Linked DNA regions of Homo sapiens: all the other regions are linked to region 3. A link is a loop called in an ENCODE intact Hi-C map of the cell type or tissue named here. Cell type or tissue: Calu3. All regions are shown on one strand.

What was found. A loop is a pair of places that touch in the nucleus more often than their neighbours do. Peaks named below come from ENCODE experiments on the same cell type or tissue, not always from the same donor. Only the 100,000 strongest peaks of a DNase experiment are listed, where the experiment ranks them.
Region 1: a loop joins it to region 3, with 7 times the contacts of the local background. A loop is called at or near these places in 20 of 110 quality-filtered maps.
Region 2: it touches region 3 in a loop (10-fold over the local background); 11 of 110 quality-filtered maps call a loop at or near these places.

What each region holds. Positions count from the first base shown.
Region 1 is chr2:189,138,762-189,146,761 of GRCh38, reverse strand. All of the region lies in intron 1 of COL5A2 (collagen type V alpha 2 chain), which reads left to right. Among named protein-coding and RNA genes, the nearest start is that of MIR3129, 9.7 kb to the right of the region's middle. In Calu3, a CTCF peak has its summit at 3,420 (motif pointing left); a DNase peak (open chromatin) is centred at 3,431.
Region 2 is chr2:189,112,273-189,120,272 of GRCh38, reverse strand. All of the region lies in intron 1 of COL5A2 (collagen type V alpha 2 chain), which reads left to right. Among named protein-coding and RNA genes, the nearest start is that of MIR3129, 17 kb to the left of the region's middle. In Calu3, no CTCF peak of the experiment used is centred here; no DNase peak of the experiment used is centred here.
Region 3 is chr2:189,408,123-189,416,122 of GRCh38, reverse strand. It overlaps a transcript of COL5A2 not described here. Among named protein-coding and RNA genes, the nearest start is that of WDR75, 29 kb to the left of the region's middle. In Calu3, no CTCF peak of the experiment used is centred here; a DNase peak (open chromatin) is centred at 3,562.

The DNA of each region.
Region 1 (8,000 bases), 270 kb after region 3:
TTATGATTCATGACAAAAAATTCATCTTGGGCTTCTAATGATGTATTTTAAAATAGTCTCCAGACGTCCCGTGGTTCATTTTATTTTAAACTATTTCTTTTTACTTCTTTTTTAATAATGGCCAGATTTTCCTAAGTTCCCTTTACTAAAATTAAATTATTTTATATGGCATTCCTTTTTTCTTGCCAAATGCTAGGCTTAATCATTTTGAATACTGTGTAGACAGAAGTGGGCACCCATGATACAACCTTCATCAATTCCTGCTCAAGTCTGCCTAGACTCGGAAAATCCAATTTTGGCAAACTGATGTCTGTAATCATCTGTATTCTTGTACTCCAATGTGCATTCTGTATGTCTATGATGGGATTACAATATAAATTCACCTTATTTATACTTTATCCAATGTTTTCACTTTCTTTCTTGTTATACACTATTTAGATAATTTTGCTTAAATAGTGTCCCTGTAGCCCATAGAATAAGTAAGGTTCATATTTTTTAGTTTAACAACCAATGCCTTTCATAATTTGATCCCTAATTATTCTATCTTCATTCACTTCCCACTGAACTTTTTCTTTTCTTTTGCAGTACAATTCTTACTAAATGGTAAAATTTCACAACTGTACCTTCTCCCAGATCTTTCTGGAATACCTTTCCCATTTCCTTCATTGTTCATCCGATCAATGTATGAAGATATCATCATTCTAATCAAGATGTTAGTTGTAGGTGCCTTTTCAGTTAAATTGCATGTAACCTTCCTAAATCCTTGGTCCTTGCCTTCAATGTAATTCTACTGTCTTGCTCTTTATGAGTCCAGATGTGAGAGTCATTACCTCACTCATGTACATGGCAAACTCCACTCATGTCAAGTTTTTGGAAATTTAATAATTTAACTGAAGATTTTTGGTTCTAAAGAAGGATCACAGTATTAAGGACTATCTATCTATTTTCTCCTTTTTTTCCTTTTCAGAAAATAATAATTATGCCTTATCTCATATACTTTTGTAGCCTGGTTTCACCTATTATATGGGTCTTCCCCTATACTCTAAGTAGCTTAGAAAAGTATGTATTTTTCTTTAAAATATGGTACTTGCCCAATAAAAATCCTTCTGAATAAGATCTTCTTCAGCTCATTAATTGGCCATAGTTTTTAAAGAGCCCAGAATGATCTAGGCAATATAATAGACACTGATTATATAGCAAGAAAATTGCAGGTCAGGTTTTTGTGTTCATAAAGTTTTAGTGTGTGATCCAAATAGCAATACATAATTGTAAATTAGATATTCAATAGATATTTGGGGTTATGCAAGTGAATATTTTATATTTTAAGCTTAGTTGTATTATTTTAGGGAATTATAGTATATTTGCATTACTGTATTTTACTATTTAAATAGGAAATTCAGTGAACGCTGCCTTGAATCCATGTAAAAAATAAACAAGAAGAAAGAGATGGTCAAGAAATGTATCATTCTTAATTCCTGACGTGTGCAATTTTTCACATTACTTTACTCATTTAAGTAAAATTTCTATTGGAGTATAGTTCCCATGTCATGTTTCTAACCCTTTCTAAGTGCAAGAATCCTTCTGTGTTCTCACATCCCGCTTACTCAGAGTCTGAAGTAAGAAAGTTTTTATACAAACATGGAAACACTCATGGCTTCTACTGTTTCATACATATAGGAATTAAGAAAGTATTTTGCAATGCTCTGAAGGCAATTCTGGTTGTAGACTAGGTCAGCTCGGGCTTCCATGAGGTTCTAAACTCTAAGAAGGGCTAGTTCAGAAAGGATCATTGGAACAAGAGGAAAATTGCATGCTAATGTATTCCAGGAGATGATGAAATCTCTCATCTTATTAATTTGGCAGTGTTGAGTTCCTCTTCTGTAGAATGTAATTTCCTTTCTAAAAGATATGAAGCATCTGTTCCCACTCAGAACCAAATGGAGAATTCTTCATCTACATTAGCAAGTCAGGCCTGCTTAGTGCCCCAACTGTGCTTACTGCTCAGGATGTTCTACTCACGCTGACTGGTTAGTGCATCTGGTGTTTCACATTATTTGTTGGAATTATAAGCACTTATCATCTTCCCAGTTCATTAGGATTAAAAAACTCTGATAAAAGTATATATATAAAATATATGTATTTTTTAATTCAAGAAGATGGCAAATGGATTTTTTCAGTCTTGAAAAATATATAAATATAATATATACATATAACATATATATGTATGTATGCACATATATTTTTGTTTGTTCTCACTCATTCAGCATTGTATGGGTACAACAAGGATACTGCAACCTACAGTGTCCTTATGAAGCTAACATACATGACTATACAAACACAGACCAGTTCTCTAATTCAAAATTTACAGTAAATAAGCACTGATTGTTTTTCTCCCCTCTCCTTTGAGAAGATTCTTGCTCAGAAACAAAACTTGTACTCTCCTAACTAGGTAAAACTAAGCAAATACCCAACTATGTACTTGTTTACTGAAACTGTGTGTCAAACTGTACCTTTTTTTTCTCTTTCATCTGTCTGTCTTTTGAGTTTTTGAATTGTTCAGAAAATTCTTAAGTACTTTTATGTTCACTGTTTTCAGAGGCCCAAGAGTCTTGCATCACAGCAACATGGTTTCTTGCAGGGAAGAATGTGTTTGAATGTCCACACCCCTTGCCATAACCATCTGGTTTGCAGATGATAAATACAAACACTACGTTGTTTCTTTTTTTTCCTCCTCTAAAGATCTGGGAAACAGATTGAACTTAAAATTCTACCCTGGCGATCTCAATATATTAATCTTCATTACCATGTCTAGTTCTTTAAGAATTCCAGTTCTGCAGCTATATATTTTTTAAAGACTGAACACATAATACGTATGATATACCACTTGTAGGATTTTTTTATGTTATTATAATGTCTTCATTTCTTCCTACAGTCTAGTAATATCTTACTCCTTTTTCAAAGTCCAGTTTAAGACCTGTTTCCCCTGTGAAGTCTTTTCTAGTTATTCTAACCTCCACACGTCTCTCTTTCATTGTTTGGAAGACTTCACACCAAAGCAAGGTATATATTTGTTTAAAAGTTTCATGCATGGGCTTAGCTCCCTAATCAGAGTATGAGTTGTTTAATAACAGATTGTTCATATGTTTTGTAATCATAGTATAATGGACACAATGGATATTTAGAACCTAGTTGTCGAATTAATACTTCATTAATGCCATCAAAGAAGCCTCATTCTAATAGAGGATATGAGAGAGACTTTATTAGGATGGGATTAAGTTAGGCAGAAAATTTTACAGTGGGAAATATTGACCTCAGTTACAGGGTTAGAGTAGGCCTTTATACACCTTTTGTCTGAAATAACATTAGAAACAGAAATGGAAAACAGTGCCACCTCTGGGTGACTTCTGTCTGAAATAGAAAACAGTGCCACCTCCAGGTGACCCTAGGCAAGTGGACAGGAGCAAAATAAAAGGCATTCCTTCTTCCAGTAGATACAGCCCCAAGCTAGGGTTCATAGTATGACAAGGAGAGCTTGGATTGAATGTCATTTCCCACTGGCCCCCTCAGTTGGAGTCTTTGTGAAGTGTACAAACTGCAAACAATATACAACAGCCCTCCAAACAGTGATATAGATAATGCAGGCAAGTCAAGGCGGCTTGGTGGCTTATGAAGTAGCTGACACTGCATACTCTGTGTGGCATGAAGCTAGAGGCTAAGCACCTAGAAATTTATTTGTTACACATTAGGAGAGAGATCGAACAATCATGGCTGATGTGGAAAATATTTACTTAAGAATGTAGATTTTTCATTGGTATATAAAAATAATATTTAAGAGAATGAATAGCCCAGAGAATAGTCAAGTAGGTCAAAAAGCAGTTGATGAGATTTGTAAGGTGTGAACAATAACCAGAGTGAAAAAAAAAATGACACAATTCTGAAGGTGAGGACAAAGTTGTTATTGGGCCAGAGTGCGACTGAGGGCAATTGCTGAGGTTTGAGAAAGGTGACACAATTGAAGGGCCATTTAAGAAGAAGTTTCGATAGCTATGTTTAAGATAGATTGCAGGGTAATCATAGTATAAAGAAATCTGAAGGATGTCTGTCCTATTGAAAGCAGAATGAACAGGAATTAATTAAGGTAAAATATGGAGAGAATTTTTTGGTTGACCTTATATAAGAGTGGGCATAAGATAATAAGCATTTAAATTATATTCTTTAGTGGACATTCATTAATATAATGATAATCATTACTTTGAGGCTACCATTTATTGAGTGCTTAATAAGTGCATTCAATTATTAAGTCTATGTATAGTACATTTGTATAAATAATGTTAGATTTTAGTCTAACAAAACACATAAATATTGGTAAATGATATGCACAGATATAAAAAATTTATAATTATGGTGAGCTAGTTGGCTGCAGTATGGAAAATATAATCTATGGTATACATATATCATAAATGTTAAGCATTTATTTTAGAAATAAAAAAACAAGGATTTTCAAGGGAAGTATAGATGTTTAAATATACCTAGTTCGAAGAGTAATCTTGTTTTGCACTAAAATGTATTTTATTATTAAAAACATTTTGTTTAAAATTATTGTCAATCATAACATGAAAACATATAGATTAAACTTTAAATATTTTGGAATAATCTGTATCCATTCCAATGATAACTTATCAAGTCTATACAATGTTAACATTTACATATAATAGGGAAAAATCTAGTTCTTGATTATATCAGATTTATATTATCTCTCACCATAGGCATAGGAAATTCCAGAAAAGAATTTGACATTATTTATAAAATTACTATCCATAAAACATCTTAAATATTTTTCCTTAGTTTGATGAAGCTCAACCTTTAGTCTTTCATCCTTGACATACATTTCGTTATCAAATCATGCAAGCAAAATATGCAGAATTGGATTTCTTCAAGTGAAAAAGAGATGGCTTCACTATTAAACTCTATAAACTCCTTGATCCTATTAAAAGGACGGTTTGCTTAATTTTTTAGGTCAGAATACACCTTAAGAATCTAGAAGAAATTTAACAGTGCATTTCGCTATTTTGAAATAGCATTAGTAAATTTCAAGAATTCGGGGGAAGTTGGGAAATGAGCGTGCTAACTTTAAAACTTGCATTAACTACGTGACCCATGTGACTATATGAACTTATTTTACATTTTTTGGTAAGAGGAAATCTTTAACCGGAGCCATAAATAAATTATCCCAGTCAGATAATTGTATATATTAATATATACTCAGCATAGTCTTTGGTTACAGTAATAGAAAGAATGCATCTGCAAAGATAAGGCTCTGAAAACTGACTTTTCACTGCCTGTGAAATCATTTCGCCCCTGTGAACCCCAATCCCTTTATATGTAATAAGGCAAAATAGGCAAATAATTTCTACCTTGAATAGTCGTGAGCATTTATCAGATAACATCTGAAAACTGCCTTGTATAAAGTAAACACTAGATGGTATTTATTATTATTATTAATGGTAACCTTACGCATATTAATTCACCAATGTTTTTAACTGGTCTACTGCACACTATATTTCCAGCTAACTTCCAAGTCGGCTTCCTTACCAGACCATGGGGAATCCTCAGCTCATATTGCCCAGCCCCATCTCTGCCTGTCAAAGTCCTGCTTCATTTCCCAGAATACCTCACTGAAAGCACATCTCTATTAAAAGGAATACATCTGGCTATTTTATAGTTCCTTTTAATAAAAGAATGCTGATTTTATCATTGAAGTATTTTTAAATCTTAAGTGGGCAAGGTGAAAATTTTAGTATATTTTAGAATAAAATATTTGAATCTAGGTTAATTAACAAGTAATATCTGTGTGGTGCTTAATAGTTTAAAATGCTTTTTTCATGTAATTTATCCATTTCACTTGCAATAAGAATTATTAAAACTAATTTTTAATTTGGAAGAACTGAGCCTTAGAAAAATATATTACTTACTCAAGTTCTCTCTATGGTAATTACTAGAGCTATGTCTTCTGATACTAGAAACTATTTTTCTTAGTATACATTAAGCCTCTACAATGAGAAATAAGATTTAATAAAAAGAAGGGGAGGGGATACAGATAATAACCTAAAAGGGAAATAGTAAGGAAATGTAAAGCTGTAACTATAGCTTTGTACATTTTGAATAAAGATCAACTTCCCTATTCTCTTTCTTCCTTTCTATATATATATGTGCATATACATACATAGATTTTTCTGTATTTTTATTATAAGCTTTGTTGAAGCACAGTGGTGTCTCTTTGTTTAAATTTCTGGTCTATAAACATATCTTTGTTTTATAATATAATGCCAAATGTGCCTCCAGGTTTAAAATGTATTAATATTCAGAAGAGTCCTCTAATCTGCTTAAGACAAGATAAAGGGAAAAAGGCAATGTAGAATCAGAGGGCTGTGTTCTTCATTGAGGCCCTGGGCATGTTTTTTCTGTTTACAATTGCTGGAAAATATTAGTTTTATTTTCTGCCCTATATGGTATCGTATCATGTATGTACATATGTTAAAGTGTGATTATTTTGGTATAAATACATATTTTACACTTTGATTCTTATTTTTATTCTTGATGTTTATAACTGGAGAATTATAGAAATGCTAACCAATTGTATTTTGGACATGATTTAACATCTGGTCACTTTTTTATTTTTTTATTTTTTTGAGATAGAGTCTCTCTGTGTCGCCCAGACTGGAGTGCAGCGGCGCCATCTTGGCTCACTGCAACCTCTGTCTCCTGGATTCAAGTGATTCTTCTGCCTCAGCCTCCTGAGCAGCTGGGACTACAGGTGCGCGCCACCATGCCCAGCTAATTTTTGTATTTTTAGTAGAGACGGGGTGCCACCATATTGGCCAGGCTAGTCTCGAATTCCTGACCTCGTGATCTGCCTGCCTTGGCTTCCCAAAGTGTTGGGGTTACAGGCGTGAGCCACTGCACCCAGCCAACATCTGGTCACTTTTAAAATATACTTTCTAATTTTAGAAGTTTTAAATTTACAAAATAATTGTACCGATAGTACAAAGGGTTCTCAAATAATCTAGACCCAATTTTCCCTCTTCTTAACATCTTACATTCACAACGAATAAGCCAATATTGATATTTTACTATTAACTAGAGTCATACTTTAGTTAGATTTTCTTAGTTTTTGTCTAATGACCTCTTTCTGTTCCAGGATCCCTCACAGGATCCCATATTACATTTAGTTGCATGTCTCCTTAGGCTCCTTTTGGCTATGACAGTTTCCAGACATTCCTTGTTTTTTAGGATTTTGACGATTTTTCAGGAGTACTGGCCTGATATTTTGTACCATGTCCCTCAATTAGGATGTGTATGATTTTTGTTTTCATGATTAGACTGGAGTTCTGGGTGTTGGGAGGAGGTAAAGTGCCATTCTCAACTATCAACATGAATTATTATTACTGATATTAAACTTTAATAATTAATTAATTTATTTATTTTTGAGAGGGAGTTTCACTCTTGTTGCCCAGGCTGGAGTGCAATGGCGTGATCTCAGCTCCCTGCAAACTCTGCCTCCTGGGTTCAAGTGATTCTCCTGCCTCGGCCTCCCAAAGTGCTGGGATTACAGACGTGAGCCACCGCGCCAAGCCTGGTGTTAAATTTGATCACCTGTCTGGGGTGGTATTTGTCCTGTGTCTTCACTGTAAATTTGCTGTTTCCTCCCTTTTCCATTCTGTACCCTTTGGAAGGAAGCCACTATGTACATACAGTTCTTACTTAAGGAGTGGAGACTTACTCTTCAACTTTTAAAGGGTGGGGTAGCTACATAAATCATTTGCAATTCTGCATAGGAGATTTGTCCTATTCTATTTTATATTTTGTATGTATTTACATCGGTATGGACTCATAGATATTTATTTTACATTTTTGGTGATATTTGAATGCTACTTTGCTTATTTTATTTGTCAAACTGTTTCAGTTTTGGCCACTGGAAAGTCTTTCAGTTGTATTCTGTG
Region 2 (8,000 bases), 300 kb after region 3:
CTAGTGAAATACACATATGAGCAAAATCATTCTACAAAAAATTCATTATCTTTTGCAGCTTCTGTATATTTTGGTTGTTTTTGGCAAGGAAGTTGAACTCCAAATGTCTCATTCTCTGATCCAAAGTTTTCTTTTGTACTAAACAAGTATTTAATAAAATTGTTATTATATTTGCTAGATAAATAACTATCGATTAAATGGATTAACTAATGCCTCTATTCCTTTTTCCAGATTGACAAATTTAGGATGAGCTTTCAAACACACTTTAAAGCAAACTTCTTTATGACATCTTTAAATATTTCTTATCTGCAAAAGTAAAGGCTCATGTTTTATCTTTTTCTATATGTTAACAAGTAGAAAAACTGAGGCACACTTTTCATTTATTAATTTAGTAATAACCAGTTGACTAGTAAACAACTTAGTTAATCTTTTGTCCAAACTAAATTTTATACTCCTTAGTTTAGGAAATGTTATATATTTTTCTCCTCTGATCTCAGCATGTGCTAATGACTGTATTAGCAAGAAATAAGTATTCTGTAGTTACTTGGAATTAAGCAAATTTTTGAAAGATTTTAGAAACTTTAAATCTTTCCACAGGTATTTAAAGAAAATGACAAGAGTATTGTTTTCCTTTATAGATATTTTATTCGTAGTCACCATGTTTAAATAAATTAAAATGTGAATTATACAATAATGATAAAATTCAGAATTTAAAAAACTGAATGAATAACATTAAGTAATAATCTAAAACTTTTGAAATTCTAATAAAGTTTGCCCATGTTTACTTGTTAAGGAAAATAGCAACTTCTCCTTAGAAGCACATGGATTTGTAGGTGAAAAATCTCCGATTCATTCTTTGTATTTTCCCTAATAGGATAAAGAAGTATCTTCAGGTTAATTCTGTTGTTTTCTAAAGAAACTTGTAAAACCTCCTTCTTGATGTAGTAAAGTTACATGGAAAGAAGATGATTGTCTCATCCTCCTTCCTCTACCCCTCTCCCTCCTTCCTCTCTTCATCCTCCTTGTCTGTTTGCTTTTCTTGTCTTTTGTTCTCCCTACAAGTAGAGAAATTACCCAATGAAGAGCTTTGCTGTGCATCTAAAAAGTTATTGATATAACTTTCCAATAAAGGCAACAACTCTTTTTCTCATACCAAGTATGACTATGGCATTTGGCTGGTTTTGAGATTCAGAGCATATTGAGTTTTGATCTTAAACATGCAATAAATAAATTGGCTTCCATGCAATTATGCACATTATAAGGGATAAACTAAATATGAAGATTAAGAGATGAATTTAGGTTCTGAAATAACAATTACAGTTTTTTTTTTAAAGATTCTATTACCTGTTCTGGAAGTGACTTGGAAAGGAATGCCAGAAAGAAGAGTAAAATCTAGTTTTAGTTTTGTTCTTCAGCAAAATCACTTACTTTTTTAATAGCTAGAAAATAGATGTAAATTAAATCTGTGTAAAGCAGAACAAAACTGAATACTAATTCAAGTCACTAGATATTTCCAAGAGGATAAAATTAGAAATTGGCCTTTGGGATGACAGCACTAGTCTCCTTTCACCCATGCCTCCAGAACTGAGCTCCAGAGGGAATAATGCAGAAAGAGGCATCCCTTTAAATTCCTATTAGAAATTTTCTTCAAAATATTTTAGAATCCTTGGTACTGAAATGAATGGGATCAAAGAGCCATTGAGAACTGTGGAATGTTTGGTGGATTGTAAAAGAAATTTCAACTTGCTCAAGGCAAGGGCAGAGAATAAAGAATGAATTGGAAGAAATAAGCTGACTACAATGTCTGGATTTTCTCTAGAGGCCCTAAATATTCTTCTGTATCAGGGAAAATTGAAAAAGGAGGCAAAATGCAGCTGCAAAGACATAATAAAATACAGAGTTAAATTGATTCTAAAATGTTTTATGTAAAATATTTAATTTTATACTCATTGAGTATACAATAATGAATATTCTCTTAAAATACAATAATAATTATTTTCAATTACAAAAATGAGTAAAAATATATGTTCTTTTTAGGATATAATGTCAGGAATAAATGATAATACATCATATTCCTATAATTCATGGTATTTTAAAGCTTTGTAGGTTTGGCCCACATTTAAATAAGCAGCTAAAATGGCGCTTCTCTAAAAATCAGGTAATAGCCCAGGGTTGAAGCATATCATTTTGTATTCAATATGGCCTAGATCTCTTACTTGGTATTCTTAACAATTGACTTTAGATATAAAAATCCCTTTTTATATACAAAAGAATATTATGAAATGACTTTACCATATAAAGCTTCTTAAGCAAACAACTAATATTCAATAAATTAATTCAACAAATACTTCTTGAGCATTTACTATGATCCTGACACTATTCTAGGATATCAGAATATATCAACAAAGGAAGCAAAATAAATTATATGTGTTCTCACAGAGCTATAATTCTATCATGGGGTGACAAACAATAAACATAATAAATTCAATATATAGTAGGCTTGAAAGTGGTAACTACTACATTAAAAGAAAAAAAAAAAAGAGTAAGAATTAGTGAATTGAGAGTGTTATGGTTGTATGTGTGTGTAGTCATGTGCAATTTTTTTGGTAAGGTGACCAGAGTAGGTAACATTTGAGCTAAGACCAGAAGGAGATGAAGGAAATCTGGAATGTGGATACTATATATTACTGAATATTTACTTCTCCTTTGAAAGAGAAACAGTTAAGCAGATTTTTGTCTCTCCTGTTGATCTCAAGCAATATTAGGCTAGGAGAGATTAAGTAGACATCATTCAGAACACTTACAAATGTTTCATGTATTTAGGTAGGCAGACACATTTGGCATAGCTCTGTACCAAACTTATTCACTGAGGATTAATATTTAAGATTAGAACTAAGGTTGGCTATAAAAATTACTGCTGAAATTTCTAGTGTATAGATTATAGAGTTGGCTCAATTCTCTTTGTGCTGTTTTGCAGCTATTTAGTAGTTTGAGGTATGTGGGAAAAAAAATCTATGTCAAATGCATTAGCAGACTGAAATCTGCTCTTCCAGACAGAACTGTAGATGAGCATTGCATGTGCAGTATGTGTAGTTTTAGTTTCACGTTTTGGCCACAGTCATTTAGATTTCCCAATGATACATGGAAAAAAACTTAAGTATACCTAATATGAGAGTTTTTCCTTTCTATTTTTTCCATTTTAAGTAAAGTAAAAACAGCAGTTTTACTAGTTAACTGAAAAACTTTGCTTATGAGATTGGAAAACATTTAATGGTTGCACTGAAGAAACCAACCACCTTCACAGACAGTTTATCAAATTTTTTAAATTCATATGCTCACTGAAATGCATTGAAATGAAGCTTTCTATGAGTCATCTCCTTTTCAATTTTTCAGATTTCAAGGAAAATTTTCAAAATTGTCATTATATTGCTTTAGAATATAAAACATGATTGTCCTTAGTGGAACAAAAATTTAACTCAGCTCAAATAATTATTGAATGCCTACTCTTGTTCAGTTGGTACAAGGAAAAAAGGAGCAGGGCACAGAAAAAGTAATAATTTGGATAACTATCCTAAAACCAGATTTAAGCTTGCGGGGCTCACTAGAAAGTAAAAGTCTTTGCAGTGGATTGAAGAACAGAAGATGTAAAACCCCATAGGCCTACCCCATACATACTTATCCTCCCACCATCCCATAGATCTTGAGGCTGAGATAGAAAAAAATTGTCAAAGTATGTAATAGATCCCCCTCAGGTATCCCTGGTGGCTTCATATGTATCTAACTTTTCAAATTTGGGAGTTGTTTAAGGAAAGCAAAATGAGGAATGTGGAATTTTTGGCATCTCCTCTGCATGGTCTAAAGAAGGAATTGAATGCTGTCCCTCTTCGTCTTTCCCTTCTAATGATAAACAGTGCCCTAGAGCAGAAGGAAGGGAAGGATTTCCTTGGTAGGTTCTCTGGAACCCCATCCAGGAGCCCACGCTCTGCTGTGCATTACTAAAGGCAGCATCTGTGGCATCCAGACTGACACGTGGGCGGCTTTATTACCTCCTCCTTTGTCCCACAAGGCATTCTCTCTCCACTTCATGAGGCCACCAGCTGACAGTGTCATGATTATAGTCCCTCAAGGACCTTTACAGTCAGAGAAACTTTAAGTAATGGTAGCCCAGATCTTCACAATCCCAAAAGGGACCTAAATCTGCTGGGTCAGGAAGGCTGAAGGGTTGCTGTAGCTTTCTGAAGGTTGTTCTAAAATATGAACTGTTGTGACTGACACAGTCTTCTTCCTTTCTGGTCACACAGAGGCCTGAATGTCAGGGACACACCTGGTAAGAACCACCAAGTGACCATTCCCTTTCATTCAAAAAAGGGTTCCTAAGAGCACATCCTCTCTGGAAAGATTAGGGAAGGAGGAAAGAGAGCTAAAAGTGCTTATCTTTTTAATAGGCATATCAATGAACTAGTTCCTTACTTTCCTCATTCACATCTGCATTCATCAATGCTACACATACGTTTATCAAAGACGGATTATATAACATTAAATGTGAAGGTTGCTGAGGTAAACACAGTTCTGGCTGTCGAGGAGCTCACAGTCTCACAGCTCACAGGGGAAAATGATCAGCACAAACCTGTGTCTGAATAAGAGATTTAAAATTTTTATAACACGTGTGTGCTGTGTATTATTTCTGCTTGAAAGAACTTTAGTTAATGGCTAGAGAATATCTAACATAATTTTAGGGACTTTTATTTCATATATTTTTCAAAGCCTGTAAGTAGACTCCAATAATTTAATATGCAAATACAGTCGTCTCTCTTGGCCAGTCCAAGGTTTCAATATGGCCGTTTCTATGCAGGCTTTTTTTTTTTCCCCCACAGGTGTAATTGTGTGAAAAAATGTGGATGCAGGGCATACCATATAGTTGGCAAGCTGCAATTGTGATAATTTAGTTTCTAATTGTTATAATAAGATGGTGGATTTGGTCTGCCATCTAGTGATTAAGAACTGAATTCTTACAACTAAATTTAAAAGCACTTAAGATTTATGAGAAGAGAAATCTATGAGGATATATGAGAAACAGAAAAATTGAGTTGATTTCAAATAAAATGTGATCAGATAAAATATATCTCTTTTCTGTAATATATCAGTGCCACAATTGTTGTGGGAATGACTTCACAATGGATTCAATTTATTGGAACATTTGGTGAGGGTAAAAGAATCTTGTAGGTTGGGAGATAAACATGAAAATTACAAAATAGTGATGGTATTATCAGATTTCTACCAGTCCTAATCAATTTTAGGAAAGTTAAACATAAACAGCAAAAAATACAAGTAATGCAAAATTATAGTTTTGGCGTTCTTTTTTAGATTATATAAAAATATTTATCTAATTTTTAAATTTAAATTTTATTTTTATTTTAAGTTCCAGGGTTTATGTGGAGGATGTGCAGGTTTGTTACATAGGTAAACGTGTGCCATTGTGGTTTGCTGCACCCATCAGCCCATCACCTAGGTATTAAGCCCAGCATGCATTAACTATTTTTTTCTAATTTTTACTAATGCTCTCCCTCCCGCAACCCCACCCTACTCCCTGACCGGCCCCAATATCCAGGTATTTTAAGAAACATTTTTTTTTTTTTTTTTTAAGTCCTGGGCCTTGAATCTAAGCTTTGGACGTCAGCTTGGGTTAATTTTATGATTTGGATAGAGAAATCAGGAGGACAGAATTGAATTTCTCAGAATGTCATTTGAAAATTTTTGTTATTTTATACTGTGTTGTCATTTATAAAATAATTCTATTATGACAACTTTACTGCAATATTTTTCAACAAATTGGCTGCAATTTTGCTTTCTATTTTACTTTTCTTTTCGTTTAAGTAAATGTCTGTGTAGAAAACAGAAGGGACAACTTAATCATATGGTGTACAACTACCATGTAGATCCGTGAAAACTGCAAGACACCCTGTATTTTCTACCCACTGTTTCTTTGTACATGTCTTTCATTCAGACATGGACAATGAGAGTTCACTGAGTTTTTGAGCCCTCTGTGATGTGTATGGATTCTTGTCTGAGTGAAGAGAAGACAAGGTTTAACAGTGAATGTGGTTTTTCGTCTCCTTGCTATTTAAAAGCATTCCAACTAACTTTCCACATCATCTTAAATTTAATTATAAATTCTCAGGAGAAGGGAAGCCATGATGACTCAGAGTATAAAACTAACCTTTAACATTATCATTTAAAGAAAGTAATCCAGTGGCCCACTTCTTTGCCCCTTGAGTTGAAGTTATGTTGTCTTAAACTTTCAGAAAGAAACTGCTCTTCTAGGTGTTAACACAAGACTGAGACAATGTGTCTTTTTATTCCAACCCTAAAGGAGCCACAAGGAAGAAGATAAGCTACTCCTTGAAGAGTTCCTCACATATTTTAATATTTAATTGACATCATTACGTGTCATCTTGTTTTTGTTTTTCATATTCTCTGCTTCCAAATATCTAATTATCCCATCAGCATATATATCCTTATATATAATATATATCCAATAATAACATATTTTGTTATAATAATTCATTTTATAAATCTTCAGGGGATAACTTATCCTGTTCTCTATGGCTCCTTCAAGATTTATACAATAAACAAACATATATTATATAATTAAAATTATATAATAAGTTAATTATATTCATCTATTATATAACAAATATAGCACTCCACAATGTTATATATATAAAACATACATATATTGTTATATGTGTAACATATATAATATATATAATACTCCACAATAATATATATTTTGAGGACAGAAAGGAACACATATGCTTCCTTCTTGTCTTTTCTTTTTGTGAGTCCAGGTCTCACTCTGTTGCTCAAGATGGAGTGCAGTAGCATAGCGTTCCCATAGCTCACTGCAGCCTAGAACTCCTGAGCTAAAATCATCCTCCTACCTCACCTTCGGAGTAGCTGGAGCTACAGGCACAAGCCACTGTGCCTGGCTAACTTTAAAATTTTTGCAGAGATAGTATCTCACTATATTGCCCAGGCTGGTCTTGAACTCTTGGCCTCAAGCAATCCTCCCACCTTGGCCTCCCAACATGCTGGGATTGTAGGTGTGAGCCACTACACCCAGCCACATATGCTTTCAATATTTTGCACAATTAGTACTAGGCACATATGCACTTAACTCCCAGCACCCCCACCCAAGAGTGTGTAATGAGAGAAACAAGCTAATTGAAGTAGTATCTCATTTTCAGGTAATAGCATTTAACATTTGTAAGTGGATATTTCCTTCTCAATCATAAAACTTAATGAGCAAAATTACCCTTAAGTTATCTACTTAATGGAATTGTTCAGTGAACTATAGACATAAGCCCATTTTTATACAGGTTGTGTCTTTGGAAATGTTATTCATGGAATTACACTGTGTTAAAGTGATATTTCATCTAAAAGTCACACTGTTTATTTGATGAATACATTTCTCATTTTTTCAAAATAATCTTCCAGAAAAGCATATTAAAACATAATTTCTATTTTCCCCTTGGTTTTAAATGACTATAATAGCACTATGGACATAGAGCTAATACTGTTTTGTTGATTAGATATGTATTATGTGATACAAGTCTTTTAATGAAGATAAAACAGATTAGAAACTTGTGTCCTCATCTTATAAAACAGCACACAAACCATTAGGATATAGTAGTGTTACTCTCTGAAAGCAATTTTCCGTTTGCCAAATATCTGTGATGAAAGACTAAATACATAAAGCAAAATATTCCACAGGACAGTGAGAAAAATGTTTTTATTCCAGCTTTATTAAGGTATAATTGACAAATAATAATTATATAAAGCAGATTTTTGTATTAATATCTGTATTGTAAACTAAAATAATTTTCATATGTAGCTTTGCATTATCATTTGAATATATTTATATGCCAAATGATAATATCTTTCATAAACTGATTACAACTACATTAAAACATCTTTTTATGAAGTACAAAGTTCATGCT
Region 3 (8,000 bases):
TTTACAGTCCCACCAACAGTGTAAAAGTGTTCCTGTTTCTCCACATCCTCTCCAGCACCTGTTGTAGGAATGTAGTTTTAACAATAAATCAGTATTATTCAGGGAAAATTATTTTCAAAGGAACAAACAGTTACTTTTATGTTGCTTAAAAATATATTCCATTGGCCAGGTGCAGTGGCTCACGCCTGTAATCCCAGCACTTTGGGAGGCCAAAGTGGGAGGATCACGAGGTCAGGAGATCGAGACCATCCTGGCTAACACGATGAAACCCCGCCTCTACTAAAAATACAAAAAAATTAGCTGGGTGTGGTGGTAGGCGCCTGTAGCCCTAGCTACTTGGGAGGCTGAGGCAGGAGACTGGCGTGAACCTGGGAGGCGGAGCTTGCAGTGAGGCGAGGTCGTGCCACTGCACTCCAGCCTGGGCGACAGAGCAAGACTGTCTCCAAAAAAAAGAAAAATGTATATATATTCCATTCCATCAAGAAGATATTTTATGGACATGTTATGATTCAACAACATAGCTTCAAACTACTTAAAACAGGACCAATAGAAATTAAAGGTGAAGTTGACAATTACAAATCCACTGACCAAGTAGAAAAATGTAGAGAGGCAGAATTCTTCAATAACACAATTAACTAGATTGATCTAATTTACATACACATTCAATAGACAACATACTTTTTTCCCGAAATGCACATGGAATATTAAAAAAAAGACCATCGTTTAGACCATAAAGGATAATAGCATACATCCTGCAGGCCATATTTACTGACCACGGTTCAAGAAAATTCAAAATTATAAATAATTGTCTAAAGAATATTGAGGAAAGCAAAATTAAATTATCTATTTGAAAATTTAAAAAAATTTACCCTAAATAACTGAAGTTAAAATGTCATCATAATAGAACATATCACTATTAGAAATAAATGATGGGAGTGCTAACTTACCATAACTGCAAAGAAAGCAATATTCAGAGGAAAGTTTATATCTTTCAGTGGCATTTATTAGAGCACAAAGACGATGGAAAATAATTAAGTTTTTAACTTAAGAGACTAGAAAGAAAGTAATAAGATAAACCCAGTCCAGAGTTCTTTCCACTATAGTTCACTAATGCTTCTTATTAATAGAAGTTTGGAATATCATTCCTTTGTTTTTGTTCACACCTATTATTTAATTCTAATATTTGGATATTTGCTTTTCTGTCATATGGAGGAAGCGCTGCCTATGAATTTTATGTATCCACAAAATATAAGAATTAAAGAAAAGACGTTAATATCTAATGCTGTTGTGTCCTTTGCCTAAGGAAAAGTCATTGAGGAGTAGAAGACTCTAGAACGGAAACATTCTTTTTTTTTTTTTTTTTTTTTTTGAGACAGAGTCTTACTCTGTCACCCAGGCTGGAGTGGGGTGGTGCGATCTCGGCTCACTGCAATGCAACCTCTGTCTCCCGGGCTCAAGCCATTCTCAGGCCTCAGCCTTCGAGTAGTTGGGATTATAGGCGCATGCCACCGCACTTGGCTAATTTTTGTATTTTTAGTAGAGACGGGGGTTTTGCCGTGTTGGCCAGGCTGGTCTTGAACTCCTGACCTAAAGTGATCCTCGGCCTCCCAAAGTGCTAGGATTACCAGCGAGAACCACTGCGCCCAGCTTAGAAGGGAAACATTCTTAGGGTCTTTAGGGTCCCAGAAAGCAGTTTGAAAGCTGTCCAAGAATAAAGGAAAGAGTATTGCTATTTTGAATATTAATGTAGAGAGCTGTTTTTGTAATAATGAGCAGGAACCATCTGTGCATATTATGTTACAATTAGGAAAATGTTTATATTTACAATATGAATTTTTACAGTATTTCTTTGATAATTACTATTTTTCCTCAAGAGGGTTGTATGTAAATTTCCCCTTTGATTTTACACTTGCGAAGACTGAAGAGCTGTTATTTGAACTTTATTCCAGAGATTCCTTATTCCTCATGGTGCTCTGTAACTTCATTTTTGAAAATAAATCAATATAGCATCCAATAAAATATGACACACAAGGCCGGGCACAGTGGCTCACGCCCGTAGTCCCAGCAGTTTGGGTGGTGGAGGTGGCCGGATCACCTGAGGTTAGGAGTTCCAGACCAGCCTGGCCAACATGGTGAAACCCCGTCTCTACTAAAAATACACAAATTAGCCGGGCGCAGTGGCGGGCGCCTGTAATCCCAGCTGCTTGGGAGGCTGAGGCAGGAGAATCTCTTGAACCCGGGATGCGGAGGTTGCAGTGAGCTGAGATTGTGCCACTGCACTCCAGCCTGGGTGACAGAGCGAGACTGAGTCTCAAAAAAAAAAAAAAAAAAAAAAAAAATGACGCCAAGGAAGCTGTTTTTCTTTTGTGAATCTTTCATCAATCATTTTAAGTGAATGGATTCAATGCTGGGATTGTTACTTTTACCTGGACATCTGAGTCCTACTTCATGCCTGTCCCGGCCGCTAATTCCTTTTTACTGAACCCGGCCCCTCCCTAACACAAATTACATTGTACTTCGCTGTGAAAGGTTCTAATGAGCGTAAATTTCTTTTGTTTTCCTTGTTAAAATTCTTCTTCTTCCCTGCAATGCACACCTTATCTTCTCAGAACAGAAGACCTCAGTGGACTATTAGGAAGGTCTCACATCTCCTTGGGCCCAGTCGTCATCCTTTTTAATACTTATTTAATTTTTTTTCCCTGGAGATTTGGCAGTGATTTACTGGTTGACTTTGATTTCAGGGCTCTTGTAACCATAAATTACTTACTTGGGATGAGTGATTAGAGGATCCTAACTGCTGGAGTATTCTCTGTTTGGGAAATAAGTTATTTTTACATACATTCATAGATGTTCATGTGGCAGAGGAATTATATCTACAATGGGAAAAAATTTGTATGTTGAATCAATAGCTTCCCTGATCTATAGGCTAAAATCCAGGCTTCTTGGTCTGGCAATAAAGGCTTGTCATAAATTGACCCGACCTATCTTTCTAATCTATTTTCTTTGTTTTGACTTCATAAACTTCACTATAGAAATTATTCTGTGAATATTCATTAAAGATTCTACATCTGGACCTTTACTTAATGTTACCTCTACCTAAAATGCTCTCTTGCTTTCATACTATCTATCTAACTCTCTTCTAACAGCCATACAACTTTTCCATTCTCTTCCACGAACATTCTCAGGCACCTTTCTACTTTCCACTCAGAGAACTTGGAAGTTTTCTTTACGACTCACTGCCATCCAATTATATGATAATTCTTGAGTCGCTGCGTATTAGTCCTTGATTTTTCTATGTTTTGATGTTAAGAGATGTGTGCTCTTTGAACACAAGACAATGTATTGTTTTTCTAGGTAACATAATACAATGCTTCCTACATTGTTGGCTCCTGTTTACTATCAATTGATTGGCAATTCATTGGTATGTAAATGACATTGCAGAAGATCTTGTATTCTTCAAGTTTTTAATGGTATTTTCATACTAGAGATCTGAGCTGATGTTGATGGCTTCAGAACCAAGTGTGAAATTATTTAGAAACTGAAGCCACAACTGCAAAAATACAGACAGACCACATGGTGGCAGCAAAGGAGCATCATTATTTTTGCAGGTTTGCATTATGCTTGCCTAACCAGAGATTATAATTATTCTGTTAGTGAATCAAAAAATATTGTAAATGTCTAATAAATAAACTTAGTGGAATGTTATAGAATGAGTATTTCTTAATATAAATAAATGCAAAAAGATCTTTGGATTTTTAGTGGTCTTTATGTACAAAAGTATTTCTTGCATCTTAAATTCTAGAACTTCTCCATATTGTTTCTCAATTATATTCCTCTTTCTCACTGTCTTTTCCCTCTCTACTATAAACATTTCACGAACGTTAGGATGATGTTTTGTGACATTTGGATTTTGGGACTGCGGCTCACAGGATATTGTGCTTGTAGAATGTGGACCTATACAAATTCCAGCTGGTGATAGTACACGTTGTTCTTTTGCAGACAGGCCTCTTCTTAGGCATGATGCCTAAGTTTAATTTCCATGTGTAAAGTCATACTTAAAGTATGTAAACTGAAACAGATGTTAGTACTCTGAGAAGGCATTTGGTGCATGAAGAAACAGTTCCCTAGCTTCTTTTTCCACTCCCACTATTTTGGAAGCCCCTTTCCATAGAAAAGGGCCTCTGGAGAATCGTCTAGTGTCTTTGACCCCATTAGTATGTAGCAATTCATTCCTGGGAAACTGTTGCTTGAAGTAAATGTTAGCTAGTACTTGAAACTCTTTTCTTAAAAACAATATGATTTTCTTTCCTATAAATGCCAAGTTTTGTTTAACTGTTTTTTAATTAGAAAGCTGTTCACCCTAATCATGTGCTTTTTAAAAAAAATCAAACAAGATCTTATTGATATTATCATTTGAGTAATAACTCAGAACTTCTATTTTCCCAAAGACTTGCAGTAATAGTCAGATGTTGATTCAACACCTATATAACTTCTTACTGCTATAGTTCCAAATATTAAAATGCTATATTGATATGTGAAATACTTTGAAAGTCTACCGACATCTGAATTGTGCTGGTGATAGTTCATAGATTTCCAACCATGTGATAATTTGTGCTTCTGATAATTTTCCAAAAAAAAGTAGGTGGAGTTATTAGAATGAACACCTAACTACTTTCTTTTCCTTCTTGCTCTGCCCTTCCCTTTCTCTTTTAAAAGATATTTGTTGAGATTCTATCTCAGGTATTGTGCTAGAATAAAAAAAACGATTGAAGCAGGTCCTAGTCTTAAGGAACATTCGTTGTAACTTAGGTTTAAAGCACATAGACATCAAATCATAATTTATTATTATATTGGCAAAGAAAAAAATCTGTCAGCACAGAAGAGCCAATCTATATTTCTGAGAAAATAAAGAAGACTTTACAGAGAAGGTGATATTGGAGTTGGGCGTCAATATTATTAATATCATCATTTAAAGATGGAGGATAATTTATCTAGGCAGTAAAATGGAAGGTATTTTCCAGGTAGCAGAATGAAATGAGCACTAGTATGATGGGTTTGGGAAACATAAAAAAACACTGATACGGTTTTCTTAGAGACACATGGAGGGAGTAATTCGGTGCTGAGACTAGAAAGAAAGGATGAGGCCAGATTTAGTCATGCTTAAACAGTTGGAAATATAAATGCAAAATTTTCTTTAATTTAAAGTTAATAATTATAATTTTAAAGTACTTTGACATATTACTTCAAGAGGATAATATGTGACCATTTGTACTGTAAAAATTTAGTTATTCTTAATGTTACTGAGTTACCTTCTAATTGCATTCATAAAATACATCAATTCACTAAAAATTTAGGCAATTGCATATATATTCACATAATTTTTGTTTTGTTATGTAAACATAAACAAGCCTTGAGTTTGTCTTTATATCAAATCACTAAAGTCCATATATCTAACTTCTAGATTAAAAAAACAAAGCATTATTGAAAAATGTGGCAGATATATGATTATAATGCTCTATTAGTGTTTATTTGATAATTATTTGGTCTTTTTTTTTAAGAGACAGGGTGTCACTCTGTCGCTCAGGCTAGTGTGAATTGGTGTGATCATAGCTCATTGCAGCCTCGAACTCCTGGGCTCAAGCAATCCTCCTGCCTCCGACTTCCCAGCAGCTAGGACTGCAGGTATGCACCACCATGCCCGGCTAATTTTTTTTCATTTTCTTGTAGAGATGGGGGTCTTGGTCAGGCTGGTCTTGAACTCCTGGCCTTGAGCAATCCTCCCAACTTGGCCTCTGAAAGCTCTGGGATTACATGGCATAAGTTGTCTTTTGTTAATGGCCAAGTTTGATGACTAAATGATATCTCTAGTATACATTAAATATGATGGAAATAATTTAATTAGACAATATTTTCCTCTCAAAGTAAAACAGATTTCAAAGTGTATATGTAGAAAGTTATGTTAAAAAATAAATTCTATGTTATTTTATCTAGCTTTTAGTATCACTGGTGGAAATGATTCAGTAGCTCTCTCTTTTCATAACTTATCTTATAAAAATAAGTTAAATTCCTCTACTTCTGATTGAAAGTGTGACTCGAAGTATTTCATGTACAGAATACAACATACTTCTAAGAGAGAAGCTTTCATATTGCTCTCTTCCATTAATTGCATGACATTGAACTCTATTTTTTCAGCCTGAATTATAATTATAAAGCAAACAGATTCTAAGTGCTCTACTTTCCATTTTAAAGTTTCCATCAAACTGTGGTTTGGGTGTGGATGGAAAACTATTATGACATTCTTTAGGTTTTCAAGTCTGCTTGAGTGATTTCATACATAAACAGCAAAGCTTCAGTAATTTCATTAGGAAAGCCACTTAAAAAATAATTGGTTAATTTGTCACAAATAAATTCAGTATTATAAAAAGGTGTTATAAAGCTTGTATTTTTATTTTTCCATTAAAATAATTCCATTTTTAGAATTAAGTGAATAGTTTTTAAGAAATTAAGTAGTAGTTCTATTCTGAATTTATGCAATTATTGAAGTTTTTCCATCTTGTTTCCCAGTTAGAAGTAAAAATCTAAATCTCATTTCTAAGACTTCTCACAGAAAGTATTAATGACAAACTAACGATAATTTTCTTATTTCATTAATTCCTTACAGAATACTATAGAAAATGCTAATTGAACAATGAAACTTGCATTCCTGACTGACTAGGGCATGTGCTTTAGCATTAAGAGTGGATTTAAGCTGGGTGAGGTGTATGGTGCCTGTAGTCACAGTTACTCAGGAGGCTGAGTTGGAAAAATTGCTTGTACTCAAGAATTCGAGGCTGCAATGAGCTATGATCATGCGACTGTATTTCATCTCTGGGTAACAGATCCAGATCCTATCTCTAAAAAAAAAAAAAAAAAAAAAAAGAGTAAATTTATAAAAATCTATAAAATGTCAGGCTTTTTCTAGAATTCTGTGAGCAGAATCTATCTTGTGTCATTTTGTGAGTGTAATTTTCTGTTGAAACAAAAACCTACGGTGATTTTCAGACAAGAGAAGAAAGTATATCTCTAAAGAAGGATAAATGCCATGGAGTGAAAAATTTATAAATGAAACTTCAAATAAGGGAATGAATGGGTGCATTTTTCAGGTAAATGACTATAGTCACAAAAATTATACTTGTAATCAGACTGTGGACACACTACCTATTCCATTTTGCTTTGTTTTCAGGCTGGGTTTCTGCAACCAAAGTCAAGAGGACCAGTTGAATTAATAATTCAGTTCATTATATCAAAAAATTTGACAGACTCACAAATATATCTGGATAACTCAGTATAATGTGGTTAATTGATCGTGTTCATATTAAATGAAGTGCCTTTCATCACTATCAGCCGCTGTTCTACATGAGACCAACAGAATATTAGTGATGGTGATTGTATCCTGTATGACTTTTAGCCAGTGTTTAGAAAGATGGTGTAAAGTAAGGGTGATAGTAAAAAGATAAATTAGTACATATAATTTATGTTATTTTAATATTTATTAAATTCCAACCTAAAACATGACTATTAATGGTCACCATGGCCACTGAATTTTATTCTCTGAGTTGCTTTCCTTTTTATGATTCATATCCTGTGGTCTTCAGACCAGTATTAAGAATTAATAGTCACAGAATGTTTTGAGTCTGATTCTAATGTAGTATGGCAACTCTATTTACATATTAATGCCATGTATGTACTTTCTTCCCGCATCACACCATCTGAGAGGCAGAAATCAAAACTGGGTGTATGGCCAAGCACTATGGTTTATATTTAATGGGCAGTACAGTAATGTCTGTGAGACTGAATTAATTTGCTTTTAGCTTCAGTTCCAGCTAGAGCCTCTGATTTCAGATAACTTATTATTTTTACTGAAGTTTTGTATTCATATAGGATTATCCTTCACTTACTTGAAATGGGTCCTTTGCACTAAACAATTGGATAAATAATACAGCACAATTTCTTTGCAGCCC